2 separate regions of the Homo sapiens genome follow, and region 2 is linked to region 1. Evidence: read pairs that join two places in POLR2A ChIA-PET (ENCODE). Cell type or tissue: GM12878. All regions are shown on one strand. Each heading gives the region's core, and the rest is flanking DNA. Links, peaks and the distances in the headings are about the cores only. Region 1 overlaps LASP1 (LIM and SH3 protein 1). Region 2 overlaps CWC25 (CWC25 spliceosome associated protein).

Region 1 (8,366 bases), core at 2,214-6,213:
AAAGGAGAGGAAATGGAACTTGGACATGAAGAAGCTGGGAAATACACACAGCAACCTTTTGACCATGACTTCCAGCCCCGGCCCTTTCCATCAGCTCTCCTCTCCATCTGTGTGTGTCTAATTTTTTTTTTAAATTTGTATTTTTTTGAGACAGGGTCTCTCTCTGTCTCCCAGGCTGGAATGCAGTGGCGTGATCTTGGCTCATTGCAGCCTTGACTTCCCAGACTCAAGCGATTTTCTCGCCTCCACCTCCTGAATAGCTGGGACTACAGGCGTGCATCACCATGCCCGGCTAATTTTTGTATTTTTAGTAGAGACAGGGTTTCGTCATGTTGCCCAGGCTTGTTTCAAACTCCTGACCTCAAGTGATCTGCCCACCTCAGCCTCCCAAAGTGCTGGGATTACAGGTGTCAGCCACCGCGCCCTGCCTAAATTTTAAAAACTAGTGTTTCTTTTTTGTTAGAAGGGGATGGGTTACAAAGTATGTTGGCCCAACACATGGTAGGCACATAATAGTGGAAATTGTATTTCGCTCAATAAATTTTGTATTTTTTTAGAGATTTTTATTAATTTTTTTTTTTTTTAAATAGAGATGGGGTACTATGTTCCCAGGCTGGTCTCGAACTCCTGGGCTCGAGTGATCCACCTGTCTTGGCCTCCTAGACTGCTGGGATTACAGACATGAGCCATTTTGTTTTTTAAGTCCAGCCTAATTTTTGTGTTTTTTTTTTAGACGGAGTTTTACTCTGTCGCCCAGCCTGGAGTACAGTGTCACCATCTCAGCTCACTGCAACCTCCGGCTCCCAGGTTCAAGGAATTCTCCTGCCTCAGCCTCCCAAGTAGCTGGGATTACGCCCACCACGCCCGGCTAACTTTTTTTGTATTTTTTTTAGTAGAGATGGGGTTTCAGCATGTTAGGCTGGTCATGAACTCCTGACCTCAGGTGATCCACCCACCTCTGCCTCCCAAAGTGGTGGGATTACAGGCGTGAGCCACCGTGCCTGGCATAATTTTTGTTTTTAAGTAATGATCCTTCTTCTTATATTGGGTCATCAAGGCAGTTGTTTTCCCAATTATGCTGCTTTGTTTGGAGATTACGTGTCTGCATTCAATTCATTCATGATCCAACAAATGTTGATCTGCACCTCCTGTCTGCTGGGATGAGAAGCAAGATAGATCCAGGGAGAACAACTAAGAACTGACAGAAAAATTAGAGTTTCACGGATGGTGGTTGTTTGGGTGTCAGGAGCCTCAGATGTCAGTCAGTCCTGGGCCTGACAGCAGAGTTTCCAAAATGGGAGCCCAGGTATCTCCCAGGAGTGGGGTCCTCTGGGAGCCCAGGCATCTCCCAGAAGTGGGGTCCTCTGACCGAAGCGCTGAGTTGCATCCTGGCCTGAGCGACAACTGGGTTGTGACCTTGGGCAGGTCCCTTCCTCCACAGGGACCCCCACAGCACCCTGGTGAGCCATCCTAGACAACAGGGGCAAGCACTCCTGCCAGGGCAAGAAGGGAGCCCTGAAGAGGGGCTCTGGGCTGGGCCCTCCCTACACCCCTGGCCCCCCACCCTTCACTTCTGCCACCCCTTCCATACCCAAAGACCTTTCAAAGAGCCTCCCTGTCTTGATTATCCATAGTCAGGGTCTGAAGGTGCTTTAAAATGGTCACAGACTCCAAATGGGAGGGATTTTAGAGATCAGCTAGCCAGCTCCCTTCAGGGGACCCAGAGAGGGGAACTGACTTGCTTAGAAACACACAGCAAGGTGGTGCTGATCCCAGGCTCCCTCCCTTCTCAGCCCCTACCCCTCACCCCTACCCTCTGTGGGCCTCCTATGTTAGCAGTGAAATGAATGATCCTTCCCCAACAGGGAGGGGGAGGCAGAAGCAGTTCCCGATCCTGGGAACCTGCTGATGTCATTGCAGCGTCGCCATGGCGATTATTCCCCTGGATTAGGGGCCTGACCCTTGCAAAGCCAGGAAGCAGGGGACGGAGTGGGGGACTGGCACTCGTTCAGCACTTCATTGCTGACAGAGCACTTTCACACTGGCCCTCCACAGTGCGCTGCTGCTTTAGAGCCACTGTCTGTATCGTGGGTTGGAGTGACTGGCGTTATGGTCCCCATTTTACAGATGTGGGAACTGAGTCTTGAGATGTGAAGTCGTTGGCCCAAGATCACTCAGAAGTGGGAGACTGAGCCTGCGTTAGTGCTAGCTCCGCCTGGCTTTGTGCCCAGACTTGGTGATAAGAAGCCCCCTCCCCATATTATACCTGATTTCTGTCACAACTCTTTTACAGATGAAGAAACCGAGGCCAGGGGCTTGAGATGCAGGGCTTCTGTATCTGGAGCTACATTTCTCTGCCTCTGAGTGCCCTACCTTCCCCGATGCCCGCTTCCCAAAGGGCCTCCCACTAAGAGTCACCGTGCTGGCCCAGGGCTTCCAGGACTGAGGAAGAGCTGGTGCTAGGCAGGTTCTGGACTCTTGGGGTGGGTTGGTGCCTCTATCCACTGCATTCACTTCTGAACTAATGGGGAACAGCACATCCAAGCCCTTCTTGTCTGGATCAGAACAGAGAAGGAGAGGGAACCACATGGATGAGTGACTGGGGGCTTCAGGAGACAAACAAGGACTCTGACCCCCACAGGCATGTGCAGAGGACCTGACAGGTGTGGCCGTGGCTGCATGCGCATGCGCAGTCGCTCCAGTCCAAGCACAGCTCGGTGCTGCTGCCAGATGATTCCCTGCCAGGGAACTGCCTGGGTTTGTGTCCTGGGCTGACCTGTGTCCAGGACAGTGCAGCCCCCGTGGAGGAAATCCAAGCAGCTGGTGGGGTCTGGAACAGATGGCTGATGAGGTGGACAGTGAAGTCTCTGGAAGCCAAGGAATAGTTTCCTGTTCCATGAGTTTTCTCAGCCTCATTCTGTTCTTCAAAACCCTCAGGGGAGGACAAGCTGTTCCTCATATTTCAATTCCTTTCGTGCCAGGGAAGTCCTTTCTGATGTCTGACTTGAGTCCCTCTAGTACTGTGGTGGGGTGGAAGGGTTCTTCCCTGGAGCTTGGAGACCTGCTGAGATGCTGTCTGACCCCCGCTGCTTTCCTCCCCTCCTATGGCGGTGGCCTCTGAAGCCATCCCGGCAGGCTCCCAGAATCCGCGGGGCCTGTCAAAGGCGCACTGATGGAGCCTTCCCTGGGGCTGTCTCACCACCCTCCTTTCTGGGCACCAACTCTGTCCTTTGGCACAGCCCTCACTCAGCTGGTTGCTGAAAAGCTCCCCCAGGCGTAGTGGGCAGGGCCACATCCTGGCTAACATGAGGGCTGGGGCCACCCTGGGAGCCCTGGAAAGAACCTTTTTCCTATAAGCTTCCAGACAGGATGGGCAGGGAGTGAAGGGTCAAGAGTCAGGCAGATGAGGGTTTGCACTCTGGTAGTGCCGGACATTGACTGCTAAGCTCTGTGACCTTGGGCAGGGGACTTTGCCTTTCTGTGGCTCCGTTTCCTGATCCGTAAATTGGAGCTGTTAATTGCGTGGCTATATGTATGGTGGGATCTAAATGAGATGGTTCATGTAAGGCCCTGGACTCTGTGCCTGCCATTCACTGTGCACCAAAGACTTGGTAGTGGCTTATTATTACGAGTCTAACACCTTTTGGCTGAGGCCTCTGCTTTGAGTTGGGGACTTCTGATCAGGGTCTTTCTGCTGACTCCCTGTCCCTGTCTCCTGACTGGTTGCTGCCTCAGAGGGGCCCCAAGCCGAGGCCCTTTCGGCTCCTGGCCTGACTCCAATCCCTCTTCCTCCCCTCCTGCAGGTGCGCTACAAGGAGGAGTTTGAGAAGAACAAGGGCAAAGGTTTCAGCGTAGTGGCAGACACGCCCGAGCTCCAGAGAATCAAGAAGACCCAGGACCAGATCAGTAACGTGAGCTCTTGCCCTGCCCTGCGGCATCCCTGCTGCCCTCTGTTTGGTCCCCTTCCTGCCAGCCTGGCAGACGCAAGCCTGGCAGATGTGAATGAGGCCAGTGCCTCCACTACCCCTGCCCTCCAGGGTGGGCCTGGGGAAGAGCTTGGGGTTCCCAGATGCCTCTTCTCTGTGTACCCCCAGACCACCAGCACGCATAGCATTTTCTTCTTGAAGGGACTGTATTCTGTGGGGGCCTGTGTGCTAAATCAGCCCCCACTCTCTCTGACTGTTGTTCTTTTTTCTGGATATCGTGGGTATCGGTGAAGACTGCATGTCTCATCTTAGCACAAAGGTCAAAACTGGGGGGCGGGGAGCACCTGGCCTCCCCTGGTCTGCGCCTGGGTGCTGACATTGCAGTCATTTCCGCCCTTCCTTGGCCTCCTCCCCCACATCAGCCTGCTCTTCCTTCCTGTGTAAAAACCCCAGCCAGCTTCACCCGCCAGCCCTGCACCCCCTGGCTCACACCCCCCGCCTCCCTGATGGTCAGTGGCATCTGGCTGTGGCAGGGGTGGGCATGGAGAGTGGGCAGGGGATCAACTGTCCCCAGCATCGTGTGCCCTCCATGGCACCTGTGGCCAGAGAACAGGCCTCAGTTTCCTGCTTGGCAGAGCCACAGGCAAGCAGCCTGTGTGGCTTTAGGCATGCGGGGGCAGGGCACTGCGGTGAGCAGCAACCATGGGGGATGCGCACACAGAACTGCAGGGGCTGCCCAGCCAGCCTGGCCTAGGAGGTCCTGCCAGGGAGGGTTTAGGCAGGCAGCTGTCTTCGTGTCTGGAACAGGAAGGGATCAGTGAGCTGCCCATTGTTGCTCTGGGCTGAGGAACTGGGGATAGAGATTGCCGGGGGAGCCTGGCTTTCCGGTGGTCTCAGCACCCACTCCCTGGGCTCCACATCCCTTCCTACCCTCCACCTGGCCACCTCAGCAGGGCGCTCCTTTAAGAGCTTGGCTGGGCCGTGCATAGAGTGGGCTGCAGTGGTGGGTCAGGTGGATTTCAGAAGCACAGGCAGCCCACAGACAGCAGAACCAGCCATGCCCAAAATGGTGGCTTTCAAACTCTGACTTCAGCCTACAGTAAAATATACATTGTACGTCTTGACCCATCTGACAGGCATACATTTATGTAGAGGGAAAACAGAATGGAAGCTTTCATGAATGAGTACTTCCTACTTAGAGGGCGTTCAGATCTTTTTTTTTTTTTTTGAGACAGAGTCTCACTCTGTTGCTCAGGCTGGAGTGCAGTGGTGCTCCGCCTCCAGGGTTCAAGTGATTCTCCTGCCTTAGCCTCCCAAGTGGAGTAGCTGGGATTACAGGTGCACACCACCACCCCCGGCCAATTTTTGTATTTTTGGTAGAGACAGGGTTTCACCATGTTGGCCAGGCTGGTCTTGAACACCTGACCTCAGGTGATGTGCCCGCCTTGGCCTCCCAAAGTGCTAAGATTACAGGTGTGAGCCACCGCACCCGGCCACATTCAGATCTTTTCTAAAGATGCTGGTTGCAGGCCCCTATACACCCTCACATAATACAGCCCCTTTGAGGACTGTATTCCCAACACTTTGGGAGACTGAGGTGGGAGGATTGCTTGAGCCCAGGAGTTTGAGACTAGCCTGGGCAACATAGCAAAACTGTTTCTACAAAAAAAAAAAAAAAAAAAAAAAAATACAAAAACTAGCCAGGCATGATAGCACACGCCTGTGGTCCTAGCTATTCAGGAGGCTGAAGTGGGAGGATCACCTGAGCCCAGAGGTTTGAGGTTATAGTGAGCCGTAATTGCACCACTGCATTCCAGCCTGGGAAACCGAGTGAGACCCTGTTTCCAAAAAAAAAAAGGACCAGGCGCGGTGGCTCATGCCTGTAATCCCAGCACTTTGAGAGGCTGAGGTGGGCGGATCATGAGGTCAAGAGATCGAGACCATCCTGGCCAACATGGTGAAACCCCATCTCTACTAAAAATACAAAAATTAGCTGGGCGTGGTGGCGTGTGCCTGTAATCCCAGCTACTTGGGAGGCTGAGACAGAAGAACCGCTTGAACTCGGGAGGCAGAGGTTGCAGTGAGTCGAGATCGGGCCACTGCACTCCAGCCTGGCGACAGAGCAAGACTCCATCTCAAAAAAAAACCAAAAAGATGCTGGTTGCAGACTTACTGTGAATGGGTTTTGCAACTGGACTGTTGACCTGCAGTTTGAAGTTGGTGGCCTGAGGAAATGGCATGCTTCCCTTTGGCTAGCAGGGGATGCCTAGGGCGGGCACTCTAATCCTCCTTCCCCTCCAACTTCCAGAGGCCTGTCACAGTTGACTCTTTATATGCTAGGGCCTGGCCTCACGCCCTGGAGCTTCCCTTTGGCTCAGACCCTGCAAAGGGTAAGACCCTTAGGTCTGTGTTTCAGAGCTCTCGGCTTGGAAAGTGGGGGAGGGGGAAGATGGTCTTAGATTATGGGGAAAACCCGGAATGGTTCACAGAACTGGAATGTCGGCTCTTCAGCCTCTGCGGCTTTTCATGTAGAGGCTCTAGTCTTTTATCAGTGACACTTGCTCCCAATGTGCAACCCCAGCTCCCTGGCTGTTCACTCATTGCTTCACCCTGTGGGTTTTGGAGGAGGGGAGACAAGCCCAGTCATCCCTGCTTCCCTTTCTGGAAGGCTTCCAGAACACTCCACACTCAGCCTAAGCCACCTCCTCTTCTTCCCTCCCCCAGTTAGAGGTGTTAATATCCTAGTGACAAAACTCACCACCCTGGCCAAGCCATCCGCATCTCAGGAGATAACCATCTTTTACCCTTCTCGCGGTGCTGCAGTGAGCTAATGGTCCTCTGCAGGAGCTGGGGGAAGGGATCGACCCCGACCTGCTAGCTGCTTTTGCAGCTTTAGCAGAGACCTGTAGGGTGTGAATGCAAAGCCTGGAGACTCTTGGTTTTAATGAAAGCAATTACAGTCTGTCGGATATGGGCCTCCAGACAGCTGTAGCACAGTCACCTGTAGGGTTGACTGAAAATGCAGACTCACAGGCCTTCTCCCCTGGCTGCCAGAATCAGCGTCTCTGGGAGTGGGGCCCAGGAATCAGCATGTTAGACACATTCCCTGGGTTTCTGTGGTGCTCTCTGAAGTTTGAGAGCCACCACCTAAAAGTCTGAAAAAGCTTCACCAACCCCTAAGTCAGAGGGTGCCAGATCAGGCTGTACCTCAGAACCCCAGGGGAGCTTTATTTTTATTTTTATTTTTTTGAGACGGAGCCTTGGTTTATCACCCAGGCTGGAGTGCAGTGGCGCAATCTCGGCTCACTGCAACCTCCGCCTCCCGGGTTCACGCCATTCTGCTGCCTCAGCCTCGTGAGTAGCTGGGACTACAGGCGCCCGCCACCACGCCCGGCTAATAGTTTTTGTATTTTTAGTAGAGATGGGGTTTCGCCGTGTTAGCCAGGATGATCTTGATCTCCTGACCTTGTGATCCACCCGCCTCGGCCTCCCAAAGTGCTGGGATTACAGGCGTGAGACACCGAGCCCAGCCTATTTTTATTTTTGAGACAGGGTTTCGCTCCGTCATCCGGGCTGGAGTGCGGTGGTGTGTTCACGGCTCAGTGCAGCCTGAATCTTCTGGGATCAAGCCATTCTCCCACCTCAGACTCCGAGTAGCTGGGACCACAGGTGTGCACCACCATGCCCAGCTAATTTTTCTTTTTTTTGCAGAGACACTATCTTGCTATGTTGCCCAGGCTGGTCTCAAACTCCTGGATTCAAGTTATCCTCCCGCCTCAGCCTCCTAAAGTGCTGGGATTATAGGGGTGAGCCACCTCACCTGGCCTCCCAGGGGAGCTTTTTTTTTTTTTTTTTTTTTTTAATCAGAGACAGGGTCTCACTATGTTGTCTTAAACTCCTGGACTTAAGTGATCCGCCCACCTCGGCCTCCCAAAGTTCTGGGACTACTACAGGCATGAGCCACTGCGCCTGGGAGCTTTAAACCACACATAAAACCATTGCTAAGTTGTCCCAACCTCCTGAAGTGTTTTGGAAAATAGGGTGTTTAGAGCCACACCTTTTGTTTTGTATCCAAAATAGCATTCCTGTTCCTGTATGTAGCTTGTTGCTTTGCTTCCCAGATTAGCACCAAATGACTCCAGTTACTTTATTTATTTATTTTTAATTTTAGTTTTATTTTATTTTTGAGATAGAGTCTCGCTCTGTCGCCCAGGCTGGAGTGCAGTGGCGTGATCTTGGCTCACTGCAACCTCTGCCTCCCGGGTTGAAGCGATTCTTCTGCCTCAGCCTTCTGAGTAGCTAGGACTATAGGCACATGCCACCACGCCTGGCTAATTTTTGTATTTTTAGTAGACACAGGGTTTTGCCATATTGGCTCGGCTGGTCTCGAACTCCTGACCTCAGGTGATCCACCTGCCTTGGCCTCCCAAGGTGCTGGGA
Region 2 (8,366 bases), core at 1,963-5,962, 83 kb before region 1:
TAAGATCGTGTCACTGCACCACTGCACTCCACCTTGGGCAACAGAGCGAGACTCCGTCTCAAAAAAAAAAAAAAAAAAAAAGATTACTGAGACCCCTATCAGTCTCCTTTGAGGGGCGTGGCTCATGCACAAACTGCCTGACTCCATGCCTCTGGGTCTACAGAAGTCCAGGACATTATAGGGGTTCCCTGTCAACACACCAGGGGAAGGGTCTTAACCCTGGCCGTGCACTAACACCCCCAACTACTGAACTGGTATCTGGTAGGTGAGACTAAGAATTTGTGTTTTTAAACAGTCACCAAAACCACTGCCTAGGAGTTTCCATTCTGTGTCACAGGAACTCCAATTCCACTGAAAGCAGTCAGGAACTATAAGGTCAATCTTTAACTTTCCTTACCAACTGATCCAAGACACAATTACATAATATGTCATGTGAATGGTAAGTGGGCCCTAGAAGCCTTATTTTTTTTTTTTTGAGACAGAGTTTCGCTCTTGTTGCCCAGGCTGGAGTGCAATGGCGCAATCTTGGCTCACAGCAAACTCCATCTCCCGGGTTCAAGCAAGTCTCCTGCCTCATCCTCCCAAGTAGCTGGGATTACAGGCATGAACCACCACCCCGGCTAATTTTGAATTTTTAGTAGAGACAGGGTTTCTCCGTGTTGGTCAGGCTGGTCTCAAACTCCCAACCTCAGGTGATCCACCCGCCTCGGCCTCCCAAAATGCTGGAATTACAGGCATGAGCCACCGCGCCCAGCCCCTAGAAGCTTTATACCACGACCAAGGGCATACTCCAACCTCCTGAACACACTGCATGGTAATGCTTTCCACAGGCTTAGCCCACACTCTTCTTCTGGAAAAACGACATCACATGGTGCATTCTCCCACCCAAAAGACTTTCAACCAAAATCAAGCTTAATTAAGCTTAATAAACTAAGATTACATAAAATAACCAACCTGACCAATATGAATAAACCCCGTCTCTACTAAAAATACAAAATTAGCCGGGCGTGGTGGCACATCCCTGTAATCCCAGCTACTAGGGAGGCTGAGGCAGGAGAATAACTTGAACCTGGGAGGCGGAGGTTGCGGTGAGCTGAGATCATGCCATTGCACTCCAGCCTGGGCAACAAGATTGAAACTCCGTCTCAAAAACAAAAAAATGATTACATAAAATAGCCACAACATGGTCTCTAAAAGACAAAAGTTTTAGAGGCCATTCTGTTTTTCCCCTGGTAAGCTGAGAGTAAATGGAGAGACGTTCTCACGTTATATGGCTAAAAGATGCTCTTGGTGCTTATCTGGTATACTACTTACCAATTCTTTGATTTTCTTCATTTTCACTGGATTATTTAATACCTCTCGTTTTTTCTCCTCCTCCTTCTTCCTAAAGAGAGATAATTACAAAATTCATGACTATTTCTTTTCTCCAAATTCTATGGAGTAACCTTTTCTCCAAACATATACAGACAAACTGGCCCATGTTAAAATCTACATGATTAGCTGGGTGTGGTGGTGTGCACCTGTAATCCCAGCTACTTGGGAGGAGGAGAATCGCTCCCAGCTACTTGAGGGAGGAGAATCGCTTGAACCTGGGAGGCGGAGATTGCAGTGAGCTGAGATCGTGCCACTGCACTCCAGCCTGGGTGACACAGCAAGACTCTGTCTCCAAAAAAAAAAAATCTACATGATGATGGGGCTGGGTGCAGTGGCTCATCTCACACCTGTAATCCCAGCACTTTGGGAGGCTGGGGCAGGCGGATCACTTGAGGTCAGAAGTTCAAGACCAGCCTGGCCAACATGGTGAAACCTCGTCTCTACCAAAAAAAACAAAACAAAAAAATTAGCCGGGCATGGTAGCAGCACGCACCTGCAGTCCTAGCTACTCGGGAGGCTGACGTGGGAGAATAACTTAAACCCAGGAGGCGGAGGTTGCAGTGAGCTGAGATTGTGCCACTGCACTCCAGTCTGGGTGACGGAGTGAGACCCTGTCTCAAAAAAAATAAATAAATAAAAAACGACATGATGGTGTCAAAGCCAAAAATCTCTCACAAATATAAGAGATTGTCTCAAAAAAAAAAAAAAAAAAAGAGTCATGCTCAGTCGTCCAGGCTGCAGTGCAGTGGCATGATCATGGCTCACTGCAGCCTTGACCACCTGGGCTCAAGTGATACTCCCACATCAGCTTCCCAAGTGGCTGGGACTATAGGCCCCCACCACCATGCCTAGCTAATTTTTATATTTCTTATAGAGATGGGGTTTCACCATGTTGCTCAGGCTGGTCTCAATTTCCTGGGCTCAAGCAATCCATCCATCTCTGCCTCCCAAAGTGCTGGGATTACAGGTGTGATCCACCGTACCCGGCTGTCAGTTGTTTTTTTTGTTGTTGTTGTTGTTTTTTCGAGACGGAGTCTCGCTCTTTCGTCCAGGCTAGAGTGCAGTGGCGCGATCTCAGGTCACTGCAAACTCCTCCTCCCGGGTTCATGCCATTCTCCTGCCTCAGCCTCCTGAGTAGCTGGGACTATAGGCGCCTGCCACCATGCCTGGCTAATTTTTTGTATTTTTAGTAGAGACGGGGTTTCACCGTGTTAGCCAGGATGGTCTCGATCTCCTGACCTCGTGATCCGCCCGCCTCGGCCTCCTGAAGTGCTGGGATTACAGGCGTGAGCCACTGCTTCCAGCCGTGAGTTGTTTTTTGATGGTTATAGAGTTTCAATTCAGAATGGTGAAAGAGTTCTGGAGACAGGCTGTGGTGATGGTTGCACAACACTTTGACTGTATTTATTTATTTATTTATTTTTATTTTTTATTTTTATTTTTTTTTGAGACGGAGTCTCGCTCTGTCGCCCAGGCTGGAATGCAGTGGCGTGATCTCGGCTCACTGCAAGCACCACCTCAGTTCACGCCATTCTCCTGCCTCAGCCTCCCAAATAGCTGGGACTACAGGCACCCAGGGTCTCATTAATATTATCAAGAAAATAGGCTGGGCGTGGTGGCTCACGCCTGTAATCCCAGCACTTTGGGAGGCCGAGGCGGGCGGATCACAAGGTGGTCAGGAGATCGAGACCATCCTGGCTAACATAGTGAAACCCTGTCTCTGCTAAAAAATACAACAAAAATTAGCCAGGCGTGGTGGTGGGTGCCTGTAATCCCAGCTACTCGGGAGGCTGAGGCAGGAGGATGGCGTGAACCCGGCAGACAGAGCTTGTAGTGAGCAGAGATCGCGCCACTGCACTTCAGCCTGGGCGACAGAGCGAGACTCCGTCTCAAAAAAAAAAAAAAAAAAAAAAGCGAAGAGAAAACTGTAAAGCAAGAGAATCAATGGCCTTAGCAGGGTCTCAAAGCATCTGTAACAAACCCCCTTCCTAGCCCCCCATTAGTACCTGATGATGAAGAGTGGGTCCTCCCGGATCTTGCTGGCCATGTCAAGAAGGGAATTGGCACCTGATGGGGCAAAGATAGAGCCTGGGAGAAGTCCTGTTTCAGAAGAGCAGCCTGCCTCCTTCTCCTCCATCTTCTCAAAAACATATTTGTCAATGGGGCGCCCCAGCAGGTACTCGTCACGGTTCACCATCCCACCAGGACCCTGGTACATCCAGTCCAACTTTTCTTCTTTTTTCCTGGTTCAAGGGAAGAAAAAGAAATACAATTTCTTTAAAAAGCAGACTTCTGCAAACCTACACCTAAAACCTGGACACAAGGGAGAGAGAACCACAGCTAATCAGAGTTCATTCTACTGGCACCTACCATGCAATAAACACGGCACCCCATGTGGCCGGCATAAAGAAATAGTGCGGGTTGCGTGCAGTGGCTCATGCCTGTAATCCCACCATTTTGGGAGTCCGAAGCGGGTGGATCACTTGAGGTCAGGAGTTCGAGACCAGCCTGGCCAACATGATGAAACCCCATCTCTACTAAAAATACAAAACATTAGCCAGGCGTGGTGGCGGACGCCTGTAATCCCACCTACTCAGAAGGGTGAGGCAGGAAAATCACTTGAACCTGGGAGGCAGAGGTTGCAGTAAGATCACGCCACTGCACTCCAGCCTGGGTGACGGAGCCAGACCTTGTCTCAAATAAATAAATAAATAAATGGTGCTTGTCCTCATGAGGCTTACGAGTGAATGGAGAGAGAATATTCACTCACATAAAGCAATTTATAAGGAAAACCAGTGTTCCTCAACATGGGGTGTGGATCTTGGCTCAGAGCTTCTCGAGTCTCCTTTACAGAGTCTTTATATTATGCTTTCATTTCCAAGATGACCTAAAACAATGAATAAGCACATTCTACATCACCATCTTACCATCAAGAACAATTTCAGTGACCACATACGCAGTTGCATTGATTGTGCATCTTGGTGCTTGTGGGCACACAGACACCAGCGGTAACACTACACATTTGAGGGGATGATGGGAAAAAATCAGAGGTAACTGAATAAGTGACGCTTTCAAGCCAAAAGAGCCAAACACTGAATACGTGAATCATTAGGTAACTATCTGGGTTTCACAAGTGAATAAACCCTGGTCTCAGCCATCTAGGGGCCAAATTAAGTCACAGCATCATGCCACACAAACATTTCCCTGCGGTTCTGGGAGAAAAAAGTGGTGAGAAAGTGGAACCCTCATACCACAGACAGTAAAGGCAGGCTAAATTCATAAGAGCATGCGTGGAAGCAGCCAATACTACATTCACACTGCAACCAGGAAAGTACTTTCATTGACAGTATTATCTATAACCTGAAATTAAATGCTTTTTGAATATGACTTTTTTGTTCTTTTTTTTCTTTTAGACACAGGGTCTCACTCTGTCACCCAGGCTGGAATGCAATGGTGCGATCATGGCTCACTGCAGCCTTGAATTCCTGGGCTCAACAAATCCTGCCTCAGCCTCCCAAGTAGCTGGGACTACAGGGATGCACCACCATGCCTTGCTGATTTTTTATTTTTTCAATTTTTAAACAGATGGGACTTGCTATGTTGCCCAGGCTAGTCTCAAACTACTGGCCTCAAGTGATCCTCCTGCCTCAGCCTCCCAAAGTGCTGGGATTACAAGGGTGAGCCACCATGCCCAACCTGAATATGACTTTTTAAATGTGTATACTTGTTTTTGAGGTTATATAACAACTGTGAGCATAAAGAATGTTTTCCTAGTTGCATGCTTGGACATTTTTGGTAAGAATAATTTAAACCAACACTGCAGGGCCATGACCCTTTTTTTTTTCCCCCAGACAGAGTTTCACTCTGTTGCCCAGGCTGGAGTGCAGTGGAGCGATCTTGGCTCACGGCAACCTCTGCCTCCCAGGTTCAAGTTATTCTCCTGCCTCAGCCTCCCGAATAGCTGGGACTATAGGCATGTGTCACCAAGACTGGCTAATTTTTTGTACTTTTAGTAAAGACGAGGTTTCACCGTGTTGGCCAGGCTGGTCGATCTCCTGACCCCGTGATCTGCCAGCCTTGGCCTCCCAAAGTGCTGGGATTACAGGCGTGAGCAACCGTGCCTGGCCCCAAGACCCTTTAGAATTTTTTTCATATTAAAAAAATGAGTCTGAGAAACACTGTAGTCTACAGTTAAGAACTGATCAGCTGGGCACGGTGGCTCACACTTATAATCCTAGAACTTTGGGAGGCCAAGACAGGCTGATCACGAGGTCAGGAGATCAAGACCAGCCTGGCCAACACAGTGAAACCCCGTCTCTACTAAAAATACAAAAAACTAGCCAGGCGTGGTGGTACACGCCTGTAGTCCCAGCTACTCGGGAGGCTGAGGGAGGAGAATCGCTTGAACCCGAGAAGTGGAGGTTGCAATGTGCTGAGATCATGCCATTGTACTCCAACGCAGGTGACAGTGCGAGACTCGGTCTCAAAAAAAAAAAAATAAGAATTGATCATGGGGCCGGGCGCTGTGGCTCACACCTGTAATCCCAGCACTTTGGGAGGCCTAGGCGGGCAGATCACTTGAGGTCAGGAATTCAAGACCAGCCTGGCCAACATGGTGAAATGCCATCTCTACTAAATATACAAAAAAATTAGGCCAGGCACAGTAACTCACGCCTGTAATCCCAGCACTTTGGGAGGCAAAGATGGGCGGATCACAAGGTCAAGAGACCAAGGCCATCCAGGCCAACATGGTGAAACCCTGTCTCTACTAAAAATACAAAAATTAGCTGGACCTGGTGGCGTGCATCTGTAGTCCCAGCTACTCGGGAGGCTGAAGCAGGAGAATCGCTTGAACTCAAGAGGCGGAGGTTACAGTGAGCCGAGATCGCACCACTGCACTCAAGCCTGGTGACAGAGCGAGACTCTGTCACACAAAAATAATAACAATAATAATAATAATAATTAGCCAGGCGTGGTGGCACACGCCTGTAATCCCAGCTACTCAGCAGACTGAAGCAGGAGAATTGCTTGAACCTGGGAGGTGGAGGCTGCAGTGAGCGGAGATTGTGCCACTGCACTCCAGCCTGGGAGACAGAGCAAGACTCTGACTCAAAAAATAATAATAATAATAATAAATAATAGGCCGGGTGCAGTGGCTCACGCCTGTAATCCTAGCACTTTGGGAGGCTGAAGCGGGCAGATCACAAGGTCAGGAGTTCAAGACTAGCCTGACCAACATGGTGAAACCCCATCTCTACTTAAAATACTAAAATTAGCCAGGCGTGGTGATGTGCGCCTGTAATCCCAGCTACTCAGGAGGCTAAGGCAAGAGACCCGCTTGAACCCAGGAGGCAGATGTTGCAGTGAGCCAAGATCGCACCACTGCACTCCAGCCCGGGCGACAGAATGAGACTCCATCTCAAAAAATAAAATAAAATAAATAACAAAAATAAAACCAGCCGGGCACTGTGGCTCACATCTGTAATCCCAACACTTTGGGAGGCCGAGGCGGGCGGATCATGAGGTCAAAGATCGACACCATCCTGGCTAACACAGTGAAACCCCGTCTCTACTAAAAATACAAAAAATTAGCCGGGCGTGGTGGCGGGCGCCTGTAGTCCCAGCTACTCAGGAGGCTGAGGCAGGAGAATGGCATGAACCCGGGAGGCGGAGCTTGCAGTGAGCCGAGATCGTGCTGCACTCCAGCCTGGACAACAGAGCGAGACTCCATCTCAAAAAAAAAAAAAAAAAAAAAAAAAAGAACTATACAAAACAAACAGATGAATACTTAAGTCATCTAAATACATTAGCAGTAAAGACCAAAAAGAGAAGGGGCAGAGAGAACCAAATGCTGATCTTAGTGTTTTACAATATTGTAGGACATGTGATAGGGCAAAACAAAACAAAGCATATAAAATCACCTTCCCCCATTCACGACAGACAAGCAGGCATGAGTCTGCAACAATGCTGGCTCCTTTCTCTACAGTTGTGCATCTGTACTCTGACCTCATTAATCAGACTCCACAAAAGCCCAAATTTCTGATAAATTGAGCACATGATGTGTAATGCTTTGGTGAATAAAAATGTCAAAACAATTTTTACCTTTGGATAGTACCTCGGCTTATGACTAATGGGTATTCAGTCTAAAATCAATTTTTACTTATTTATTTATTTATTTATTTACTTAGAGGCAGAGTCTCACTCTGTCACCCAGGCCGAAGTCAGTGGCAAAATCATAGCTCACTGTAGCCTCGAACTCCTGGGCTCAAGCAATCCTCCTACCTCAGCCTCCCAAGTAGCTGGGACTACAGGCACATGCCACCATGCCCAGCTAACTTTTCCTTTCTTTCTTTTTTTTTTTTTGAGACGAAGTCTTACTCTGTCACCCAGGCTGGAGTGCAATGGCGTGATCTCAGCTCACTAAAACTTCCAACTCCTGAGTTCAAGTGATTCTCCTGCCTCAGCCTCCCGAGTAGCTGGGATTACAGGCATGTGCCACCATGCCTGGCTAATTTTTGGTTTTTTTTTTTTGAGACGGAGTCTCGCTCTGTCGCCAGGCTGGAGTACACTGGCGCAATCTCAGCTCACTGCAACCTCCACCTTCTGGGTTCAAGCGATTCTCCTGCCTTAGCTTCCCGAGTAGCTAGGACTACAAATGCATGCTACCACGCCCAGTTAATTTTTTTTTTTTTTTTTTAGTAGAGATGGGGTTTCACCGTGTTGGCCAGGCTGGTCTCGAAATCCTGACGTCAGGTGATCCGCCCACCTCGGCCTCCCAAAGTGCTAGATTACAGGCGTGAGCCACTGCACCCAGCCTCTATTTTTTTTTTGTTTGTTCGTTTTTTTGAGATGGAGTCTCAATCTGTCGCCCAGGCTGGAGTGCAGTGGCATGATCTCAGCTCACTGAAACTTCTGCCTCCCGGGTTCAAGCAATTCTCCTGCCTCGGCCTCCTGAGTAGCTGGGATTACCGCCACACCCAGCTAATTTTTGT

Evidence for each region. Peaks named below come from ENCODE experiments on the same cell type or tissue, not always from the same donor. Only the 100,000 strongest peaks of a DNase experiment are listed, where the experiment ranks them.
Region 2: POLR2A ChIA-PET joins it to region 1 with 5 read pairs; 7 of 35 experiments call an interaction of 5 or more read pairs at or near these places.

What each region holds. Positions count from the first base shown.
Region 1 is chr17:38,894,609-38,902,974 of GRCh38, forward strand. It overlaps LASP1 (LIM and SH3 protein 1), which reads left to right. Exons shown (of 7, transcript NM_006148.4): 4 at 3,804-3,911. Among named protein-coding and RNA genes, the nearest start is that of MIR6779, 16 kb to the right of the region's middle. RefSeq lists enhancers at 1,996-2,517, 3,746-3,855, 4,084-4,605, 4,266-4,585, 4,606-5,125 and 3 more. In GM12878, for the core only: no CTCF peak of the experiment used is centred there; a DNase peak (open chromatin) is centred at 4,333; H3K4me3 peaks cover 1,550 bases; H3K27ac peaks cover 2,146 bases.
Region 2 is chr17:38,811,481-38,819,846 of GRCh38, forward strand. It overlaps CWC25 (CWC25 spliceosome associated protein), which reads right to left. Exons shown (of 10, transcript NM_017748.5): 3 at 3,381-3,617; 4 at 1,315-1,384. Among named protein-coding and RNA genes, the nearest start is that of CWC25, 9.7 kb to the right of the region's middle. In GM12878, for the core only: no CTCF peak of the experiment used is centred there; no DNase peak of the experiment used is centred there.